Regions from separate parts of the Homo sapiens genome. Here region 2 is linked to region 1. Evidence: chromatin loops called from intact Hi-C (ENCODE). Cell type or tissue: Calu3. All regions are shown on one strand. Each heading gives the region's core, and the rest is flanking DNA. Links, peaks and the distances in the headings are about the cores only.

The links. A loop is a pair of places that touch in the nucleus more often than their neighbours do. Peaks named below come from ENCODE experiments on the same cell type or tissue, not always from the same donor. Only the 100,000 strongest peaks of a DNase experiment are listed, where the experiment ranks them.
Region 2: a loop joins it to region 1, with 5 times the contacts of the local background. A loop is called at or near these places in 2 of 110 quality-filtered maps.

What each region holds. Positions count from the first base shown.
Region 1 is chr5:71,735,886-71,741,266 of GRCh38, forward strand. No RefSeq gene overlaps it. Among named protein-coding and RNA genes, the nearest start is that of CARTPT, 19 kb to the left of the region's middle. In Calu3, for the core only: no CTCF peak of the experiment used is centred there; DNase peaks (open chromatin) are centred at 2,246 and 2,956.
Region 2 is chr5:71,660,192-71,665,572 of GRCh38, forward strand. No RefSeq gene overlaps it. Among named protein-coding and RNA genes, the nearest start is that of CARTPT, 56 kb to the right of the region's middle. In Calu3, for the core only: no CTCF peak of the experiment used is centred there; DNase peaks (open chromatin) are centred at 3,190 and 4,630.

The sequences.
Region 1 (5,381 bases), core at 165-5,164:
GGATTAGGACATCTTTTGGGGAAGGTATCGTTCTACCTACTATAGTCTATGATCTATCTTGAGTTAAATTTTATGTAAGGTGTGGGGTAGGGGTCCAACTTTATTCTTTACAAATGGGTATCTAAGTTGTCCCAGCACCATGACTATTCTTTACCCACAGAATTGTCTTGCTACCCTTGTTGAAAATCAATTGGCTGAAAATGTAAATATTTTCTTTCTTTCTCTCTCTTCCTTCCTTCCTTTCTCCTTTCTTTCTTTCCTTCTTTCTTTCTCTTTTCTTTTCTTTTCTTTTCTTTTCTTTCTTTCTTTCTTTCTTTCTTTCTTTCTTTCTTTCTTTCTTTCTTTCTTTCTTTCTTTCTTTCTTTCTTTCTTTCTTTCTTTCTTTCTTTCTTCTCCCTTCCCTTCCCTTCCTCTCTTTAATTTTTTGAGGCCGCTTCTTGCTCTGTCACCCAGGCCGGAGTGCAGTGGTATGATCTCAGCTCACCGCAACCTCCAGCTCCCAGGCTCAAGTGATCCTCCTACCTCAGCCTCCAGAGTAGCTGGTACTGCAGGCACACACCACCATGCCTAGCTAACTTTTGTATTTTTTGTAGAAATGAGGTCTTGCCATGTTGCCCAGGCTAGTGTCGAACTCCTGGGCTCAAGCAAGGCCTGCCTTGGCCTCCCAATGTGTTGGGATTACAGGCATAAGCCACTGCACCTGGCCAGTGAGTGTTTATTTCTGAGTTCTCAATTCTATTCAATTGATCTATATGTATATACTTATGCCAGTGTCACACTGTCTTCACTACTGTAGCTTTGCAGGACATTTTGAAATCAGGAAGTATGAGCCCTCCAACTATGTTCTTCTTTTCAAGATTGTTTTAGTCATTATGAACGCTTTGCATGTCCACATGAATTTTAGATCATCTTGTTAATTTCTGCAAAAAGAGCAGCTAGAATTTTGATAGCAACTGCACTGAATTTGTAGATAAATTTCAGGAGCATTACCATCTTAACAGTGTCTTCTGACCCATAAATGTAGATTGTTTTTCCACTTTTTGAGGGCTTCCTTAATTTATTTCAATAATATTGTGTAATTCTTAGAGTACAAGTTTTGCATCTCTTTAAATTTATTTCTAAATACTTTATTATTTTTGAAATTACTGCAAATGGCACAGTTTTCTCTTCTTTTTTTTTTTTTTGAGACAGAGTCTTGCTCTGTCACCCAGGCTGGAGTGCAGTGGCGTGATCTTGGCTCACTGCAACTTCTGCCTCCCGAGTTCAAGTGATTCTCCTGCCTCAGCCTCCTGAGTAGCTGGGATTACAGCTGTGCACCACCATGCCCAGCTATTTTTTGTATTTTTAATAGAGACAGGGTTTCACCATGTTGGCCAGGCTGGTCTCGAACTCCTGACATCAGGTGATCCGCCCGCCTCGGCCTCCCAGAGTGTTGGGATTAGAGGTGTGAGCCACCGTGCCTGGCCAAATGGCACAGTTAATTTCATATTTGGACTGTTTGCTGGTCTTTAGCGATATTTCTTTGGAAAATTTCAATGTTTCTCAGCTGTGCCATGGAAAAGGAAGAAAAAAATGTCTTTAATAGGCCAGCATTTTAAAGGAAAGTTGGTGGAGAATAGAGTATCTGTGAGGCTGAGGGTATCAGCAAAAGAATAAGAGCTCAGCTTTAGCTGTGGGGTTGCCATATTGCACAACTCCACGGAGTACTGTTCTCATTGAATTCTGTATGAATGGTGCTCTCTAAAGTTGTACAACACAGGAAGTCCTCATTCAGCTGACCCTTGCAACTACTACTTATAGAGTTCTTATGAACTAGGCACTTCATATGCATGGTCATATTTAATCATCCCAAAAAATGTATGGCATAGATCCTTTCTTCATATTTACAGATGAAGGAACTGGGGCTGAAAGAGTTCAGTGAGTGAACTTAAAGTCTCACACACCTGGTGAGTGTCCGAAGGGGATTTGAACCAAAACTTGTGACTATAACTACTGCGCTCTGCTGCTCCTTCCACCTGAAGATTTTTTTTTTTCTGAGTTCCTTTCTATTTAAATCCTGGCAGACTCTAGGCTTTACTTAGAGAGGAAACTGCTCTCTCAAACCAACTGTGAGGACTGTAGGTGATTCATCGTTCTAAGTTATAGATTTTCGTCTAATGAGAAGGATTGTTTGTGTGTTGGTTTCTCTGCCTAGACAAATCCCTTGTCCTTACCTACTGGACTGGGGTGTGGCTCTGCCCTTCCGGATAGCTGAGCCAAGCCGCCAGCTTGGTCTAACACAACTTTCAATGGCCTCCGTGGTCACTCTGAACCTGGTCAGACCCAAACCCCACTGCTCAGGCTGGCTCCCACAAATATACCCAAGTTTTCTGTCATTATGGATTTACGATTTTGTTTTTTGCAGGTGCTTACTTCCTTGACATGAAATTAAGTAGACTTTATTTATTTATTTATTTATTTATTTATTTATTTATTTGGAAGGAGTTGGGGCTTCTAAAGACTTGAAGTTATCACTAAGGCATAAGAAAGGTAGAAAGAGAGAAAAGAAGAGAGAAACATGAAGCTCCCAAAGGGCCTTGGTGCTGGCTTGGGTAGAGGAGACGATATATTTGAGGATTTTATTAAAATAAAAGTAGATAAATTGCTTGGTGATGACTCAGGCCACTTTTGATTGAAAAGCAAAACCTGTGAACTGAGGGGGCCTCAGTATCCCAGCATGATGCTGCTTAAAAAAAAAATCAACTTCTATTTCCCATTGTATTTTGCAACTTTGATGATTGATTATCTCAGCATCAAAGATGAAATATCTACGCACACAGAAAATGAGAGAAACAGTCACAGAACTTTCTCTAGCAGTTAATAACACAGTTAATGGATTTGGGGCTCTTTTCTTTAAAGGTGAACCAAATTGTAGGAGTCTCTGGGGCCTGAGGAAGCTGAAGGCTTTTTTGACCCTGACCGACCACTGCTGATGTCATCCAGGTTTCTGCTTGTCTTGATTAGGCTGAGAATAGCCAAACACTACTCATTGAGACAGATATTGATTTTGGTCAGGAAGTTCTGTCATTGGCAGTAATTACAATTGCTTGTTTTAATTTATCAGATCAGGAAATCTAATAAATTTTCCATGAGTCCTTTCCCCACGTTTGGTTGGTATGTAGAAAATATCTCCAAGTTATTTCTGAGAAAATGTGCCACAAAACAGGACTTAGTTATGAAATGAAAACTCTTGCTTTCCTCCTCACTGATACCATTGATGGGAAACCACCTTTTTAGTGGTATGGCTTGGGAGGAGCAACTTAATCAAGCTGCTTAAGTAAGCATCATACCTCCTTTTCTACACTTGTAAAATGAGAAGAATAATTGTACGTAGCTTTTTTTGTAAGAATTAACCAAGTTTATTCATTAAAAACTCAGAACACAAGAACACATAGTAGGCACTCAATAAAAGTCAGCTGTCTTTGTTGCTATTAACATTAATGAAAACACAAAAAGGCCTCTAAGACATATGTTGTAGATAATAGAAGTGGATTATTTTTGAGGTTTGGTACTGAGGTAGTACAGAAATGTACAGAGGGTTTGGGGAATAACTGAGAATAGCAAATTGAATTCCATATGTGGTGAAGATAAAAAGAAACAAACTTGTCTAATTATAAAGCACTGCATGTTTATTATAGAAAACATATTTTATAGAGAAAGAAAAAAACATATTCAAACTCTAAAACCCAGAAATAAGCACTGTTAACATTCTTCTATGTTTTCCAGATTTTTTCTTTGCATCTATAAATGCATGAATTTTTAAAATATATTTGAAATTCTGTGATATATAGTATAATTTTAATTTTTCTATTTTATTTTCTTTACCGTTATATATGATACTTCAGAATAACATGACATGTATATAATTTATAAAGCATAATAATAAAATGAACATCCGTGAATCTAGTTTAAACTTTATGTCTCCCCTCTATCCCTGGAGGCAACCACTATTCCCAATTTTGTGTTTTTTATTCCTTTGTTTTTTAAAATAAAAGAGTTTTTTAAAAAATTATGTCCACATAATATATCATTTGTTTCTGAGTTTTATAAAAAGAGCAACATACTGTCTGCAGTCTTCTTGAAATTACTTTACTAAAAACGTCAATATTATACTTCTAAGTTTTATCCCTATTGTTTTATTTGACAACACATCGTTTCCAGTTTTGTATAGTATTCTATTGTGTGTTTATACCATCCTTTACAAAAGTCCATTCTTCTGCTATTAGAGTCCATTCTTTCGCTATCACAGAGTCTGCAATAGACTTTCTCATACACATCATTTAGGGCAGTTTCGGTATCATGTGGGAAACGGTTAGAAATGCAAATTCTTAGACCTCATACCAGACGCATTGAATCAGAAACTCTGAGGTGGGATACAGAAATCTGTGTCTTAACCAGCCCTCCAGATATTTTGATGCTTGCAGACAACTACTGATATTGGGAATTTGTTTGGGAGTAGAATTAATGGGTCAAAAGGGTGTCTTAGTTCATTTTATGTTGGTATAACAGAGTACCACTGGCTGGGTAATTTATAAAGAAAATAAGTTTATTCAGCTCATGATTCTAGAGGCTGGGAAGTCAGAGAGCATGGCACTGGCATTTGGTGAGAACCTTTTTGCTGTGTCATAACATGGCGGAGGGCATCCTGTGGTGAGAGGGCAAGCACATGCCTGTTAGCTCAGGTCTTTCCTCTTCTTATAAGGCCATCAGTCCATCATGAGGTTCCCACCTTGATGAACTTACCTAATCCTAATTATCTCTCAAAGGCCCCACCTCCAATCGACTTATGAATTTGGGGACTAAGTTCCCCACACACAAAATTTGGGGGGCATATTCAAACCATAGCAAAGAGTATATAAATGTCCAACTTATAAGACTATGGCTGTTCAATACTGTGGCCACAGGTGGCTACTGAGTACTTGAAATGCAGCTACTATTAATGATGAACTGAATATTTAATTTAATTCTAATTAATTTTAATTTAAATACTGAAATGTAGTTATTGGAAAATTTTTAAGTATGCTTGGAACAATTTTAGTATGTCCATGACTTTTTCAGCTGTCAGTTTTATAAAATCTAAATAGAGATCAAAGATTTCCAGTGATAATTCAGCCTCTGAATGTGTAAAATGCATCCTGGATATTATGAAAAAAATCTCATTAATAATTATTTCAATATTGATTCCATGTTAATAATATTAATAATAATATTTTAATATATTACTAAAATAATATTATTTTAGATATAGTAAAGTATAATATATTATTGCAATTACTTTCATTTGTTTCTTTTTACCTGTTTAATGTGGTTACTCAAAAATTTAAATACTGACTTATAATGCT
Region 2 (5,381 bases), core at 256-5,255, 76 kb before region 1:
ACTTACCATCCACATTGGGGCTTTTGAGAGTGAGAAAAAGGGGGTCTTAATAATAACTACACTGGGAAACAGGTCTGAACTGGGACCGACTCATCCCAGTTTGAACTGGGATGTGTGCTCGCTGCCTGTAACATCATCATGACTGAATACTTTGTTTGCATATCAGCTTTTGAAAATTCTTAGAAGCCTTCGCTCAAGATACCTGCTTCATGACTTTCAATATAGATTTCAGTATGATACCAGTCACATAATATGTGTGCATTAGCATTCTAGGGAGTCATTTAATTGACCCTAGAGGAGAGTTTACCATAGGGCAGGGATGATTTTGTTTCCCAGCTGTTAGTTTTCTGAGATCAGTGGTTCAATATGTCTGGCAGCTTTGTCTTTCACAAACCAAGTCACATGTTTGTGCTACTTTTTAGGGTAAGCAAGAGAAGTATTTTTCAGGGAGAATAAGGTCTTAGAAGGTGATGATTTCACAGAGAAGTTATCGCAAGGAAAATATACCCAGAACCAGATGTTAGAAGTAAGCTGGAGTAGAAAAAAAAATTTTTTTTTTTTGAGTCAGGGTCTCGCTCCAGTGCCCAGGCTGGAGTGCAGTGGCGTGATCTTGGCTCACTACAGCCTCTACCCCTTGGGCTCAAGTGATCCTCTCACCTCAGCCTCCTGAGTAGCTGGGACTCGGGCACATGCCATCACGTCCGGCTAATTTTTGTATTTTGTAATTTTTGTGTTAGCAGAGATGTGTTTTCGCCGTGTTGCCCAGGCTGGCTTCAAACTCCTGGACTCAAGTGACCCGTCTGCCTTGGCCTCCAAAAGTGCTGGAATTATAGGCATGAACCATTGTGCTCAACCAAGAAAAACAATTTTTTTAAGTGTAATTCAGTAAGTGTTGATTGTAAGAAGTGAACTCAGAAGAAAAACAGGTAGAATTTTAGAATACTCAGACTAATTTTAAACGTTCCTGTAGAAAATGTATTCAACATTTTTCAGCCACAGCACTGTTAATGACATTCCTTTATCTACCGGATAATTAGAAATAATTTTTGTCTTAAAGTTATTTGTAATCTAAAAATCTAACAATGTTACTTGCGGAAAATTTAGGAAGACAAAGTGAAGAAAATAAAGTGAAAAAAAAGCTTCATAATCTCACTACCTAGAGATAACTGCTATTAATATTTTTCGTGTACTAGTCTTTTTCTATCTTTACGAATTTTTTTTTTTTTGCAAAAATGCTGTGTGCTACATGTTATTCTGTAATCTGCATTTCACTTAATGTATTGTAAATATAATGACCTGTTTACATGAAATTTAATATTCTGCAAATTTTTTTCTTTTTTGAGATGGAATCTCACTCTGTTACCCAGGCTGGAGTGCAGTGGCATGATCTCGGCTCACTGCAACCTCCGCCTCCGGGGTTCAAGTGATTCTCCTGCCTCAGCTTCCTGAGTAGCTAGGACTACAGGCGCGCGTCACGACACCCAGCTAATTTTTGTATTTTTAGTAGAGACGGGGTTTCACCATGTTGGCCAGGCTGGTCTCGAACTCCTGACCTCAGGTGATCCACCCACTTTGGCCTCCCAAAGTGCTGGAATTACAGGTGTGAGTCACCGCACCCAGCCTAATATTCTGCAATAACTCTGATGTTGCACGATAATGCAGTGCATGAATCCTCCCTTTGATTTAACTACTCCCCTATTGTTGTACCTGTAGGTTTTTTCTGGTTTCCCACATTACAGATAATGCTGCAGTGAACATCTGTTTAGTTTCTTTACATATCTGTGATTATTAGGATACATTTTTAGCAATAGTGTTGTTGGATAAAAGTGTACAGGTTAAAGTATACACAGACCTTTAAGACTTGTTGGTAAGTTTTGCTCTATAAGTGTATATTATGGTATTTATTGCTGGATGTAATGGTTACCGTGGTGTTTTTAGATACAGAAATAGCTTCCCATAGAATTAAATTGTTTAGCAGAAACCAATGTTTTCTTTCATTGTTAAAAGTTGTGTCTAGGCTGGGGCATGGTGGTTCATGCCTGTAATCCCAGCACATTGGGAGGCCAAGGCAGGCAGATCGCGCGAGCCCAGGAGTTTGAGACCAACCTGGGCAACATGGTGAAACCCTGTCTCTACAAAAAAATAAAAATAAAAAATTAGCTAGGCATGCTAGTGTGTGCCTGTAGTCCCAGCTACTCAGAAGGCTGAGGTGGGAGGATCACTTGAGCCCGGGAGGCCAAGGCTGCAGTGAACTGTGATCGTGCCACTGCACCCCAGCCTGGGCAACAGAGCGAGACCCTGTCTCAAAAAAAAAAAAAAGCTGTGTCTAAGTGACCATGTCACATTAGCAACGAGTTGTGAAGACTGAGCATTAATGCATGGGAGGTCACGGTCGTGGAGAGAACACTGGGCGGGGTGTGGACCGGTTTCGCTCTAGTTCAGCTACTAACGCGCTGTATGAACCTGAGGAGGATGGGAGGGGATTAAAATCAGCCTTTCTGGCCCAGTGATTGTTTTCCTTCCCTCCTTCTACATGCCTAAGTCTTTTCTCCACCTCTCCAGATTCCCTCTTTCTCTGCTAGTGGATGGCTAGGGAAGGTGGGCCGAGGGGTGAGGACTGGAGGGAAGGGTAGATAGGGTATGCTGAGAGCCTTTTTTATTCCACAGGAAAGCATGTACCTCAGGGCTCGGTGGGACTCATGGTGGCAATCATTTACCAGGAAGACCCATTCTCCAGTTGGTCACAGCTTGTTTTGTTCAAATGAGCATACATTTACCGAGGGCTCACTATGTGTCGGGCTTCGGGATGGTACACAAAGATAAGAAGACGTGGCTCCTGGCCTGGTGCAGTATCTGGTCAGTGACTTGAGGGTTATCTTCAGCCTCTTGGTACCCCTCTGTCTTCTTTTGGTAACTGTACTTTCATTCTCTTTGGGAACTACCCCTCTCCTGTTCTGCACAGTCTTGGCCAGTGTGGCAAGCAAAGAGCCCTGGACACCAAGGGCTGGACACATGTTGAGGCTTGGCCAGGTGGACTCTCTCAAGTGCTTTGACTCATTAGCAGAGAGACAAAGATGGAAGACGAATGACACTGAGTTCAAGTAGACCTGAAGAAGCTGTTCGTTCACTCACCTCTGCTCCAGGGTCCCTGGCACAACCCTGATTACTGAGAATCTGTGAGTCAGAGGCATCTGTATCCTTCCAACAATCTTATTTATTGATTTATTTAGGAGAGTCATGTTTCAATGCTTGTAGCAACCAACCCTACCTGGCAACATGTTCTTCTGCAAGCCAGAGGTTACAGTAAGTCACTCTATGTTTTCAAACTTGGTGAAAGAACGATGGTATAGACAGAAGAGTAAACTGAGAATTTTGGTCCTCAAATACACAGAACATTCAAAGGAGGAGGGTTGTGGCTTCTCACCACCATCCCCAGTGAGGATGGATTGAATGTTTATTTTTTAAATGTAAATTAGTTAATGATTGATTGAGACAGGGGCTTGCTCTGTCATCCAGGCTGGAATGCAGTGACATGATCATAGCTCACTGCAGCCTTAAACTCCTGGGCTCCAGGGATCCTGCCATCCAGCCTCCTGAGTAGCTTACAGGCATGCGCCGCCATGTGGGGCTTCTGGATCAAGGGTTTAAATCGTCACAAGGGCAACTCAATTTATTGCAATGTTTTGATCACTGAAATATGTCACTGAGCAAGATGTTAGGTTACTTTTAATTGGAAATCTGGCTAAAAATCTGAAAGTCTACCACTGGGGATAGTTTAAAGACAATCATACCAGGAGACAGAATGTAGTGACTTCTTGGGTAGTCTTAAGTGGCTTTTGTATAGCCTTAAGGCCACAGTGATGGTCTTATGAATGATAAACGAATTGTTGCCCAGGCTGGTCTTGAACTCCTGAGGTCAAGTGATCCGCCAACCTCAGCCTCCCACAGTGCTAGAAGCGACTGCGTCCAGCCCAGAATGTGCATTGCTAACAAGTTTTCACCTGACACTGATGCTGCTGGTCTGGGGATCATGCTCTGAGAACCACCACTCTCAATGATCTCTAAATTCCTTCCTAGCTCCAAAATGTTAGGATCCTAAGATAAATTTCTGCTTTGTGATATTATCATTCTTGCATATTTGCTAGGTAATTGTACATTTCTCTCCCCCATTTTCAGGGAAGGGTGAGTTTGTATTAACTTCTCGGTAAGTAGGTGTTCTTTTAGATCAGTGATTCACAGCCCAGACTGCACATTAGAATCACTTGAGAAACTTTGAGTAAGAAAAATCCTGACCAGGTGCAGTGACTCACGCCTATAATCCCAGCACTTTGGGAGGCCGGATTGGGGGGCGCGGATCATGAGGTCAGGAGATTGAGACCATCCTGGCCAACATGGTGAAACCCCGTTTCTACTAAAAATATGAAAATCAGCTGGGTGTGGTGGCGCATGCCTGTAATCCCAGCTACTTGGGAGGCTGAGGCATGAGAATCGCTTGAACCCAGGAGGCGGAGGTTGCAGTGAGCTGAGATCATGTCACTGCACTCCAGCCTGGTGACAGAGCAAGAAATCTGCCTCAAAAAAAAAAAAAAAAGGAAGAAAAAGAAAAAATCCTGAGGCCCTGGCTGCATGCCAGGTGAACTAAACAGACCTGTTCAGGTTAGGACCCAGGTATCAGTAGTTTTTAAAACACTCTCAAGTGACTCTGATGTGCAGTCAAAGCTGAGAATCACTTCACAGAGGAAGGCTAGATCAGTAGATTTCAAAATGGGCACTGTTCATTTCAAGACACTTTCATGAATTTAAAATCTTAAATTTTACATTGTGTACAGTTTTTCCTGATAGAGCTCACAGCGCAGATAAAAGTTGGCCTTATTTTGGTTTCTTGACCTACCTCGTTTCAGGCAAACTGCTGGAAGTGGGTACCGATAGCTAAACATTTCTAAAGAGATCCCTGGTGATGGAAAGAAATGAGATCAGAGCAAAAACAAACAAGCAAAGACAAGGATTTTATATAATGGGCCATCACAGTAGCTGGCATTTTGCTTCCAAAGGATCATCTCCAGAGTCATTTCTGCTCTGGTGGCTTTGTTGTAACTTCTTAGTGGATTAAACAGAGGGTTTAGGTCTCTGAGGATTCTTGCCCATTCATTTCCAGCCGACCATGACTAGACTTTTAAAAAAGGGAGTATTAGGCCAGGTGCAGTGGCTCACACCTGTAATCCTAGCACTTTGGGAGGCCAAGGTGGATGTATGGCTTGAGCTCAGGAGTTCAAGACCAACCTGGCCAATGTGGTGAAGCCCCATCTTTACTAAAGATACAAAAATTAGCCAGGTGTGGTGGTGCTTGCCTGTAGTCCCAGCTACTTGGGAGGTTGGGGAGG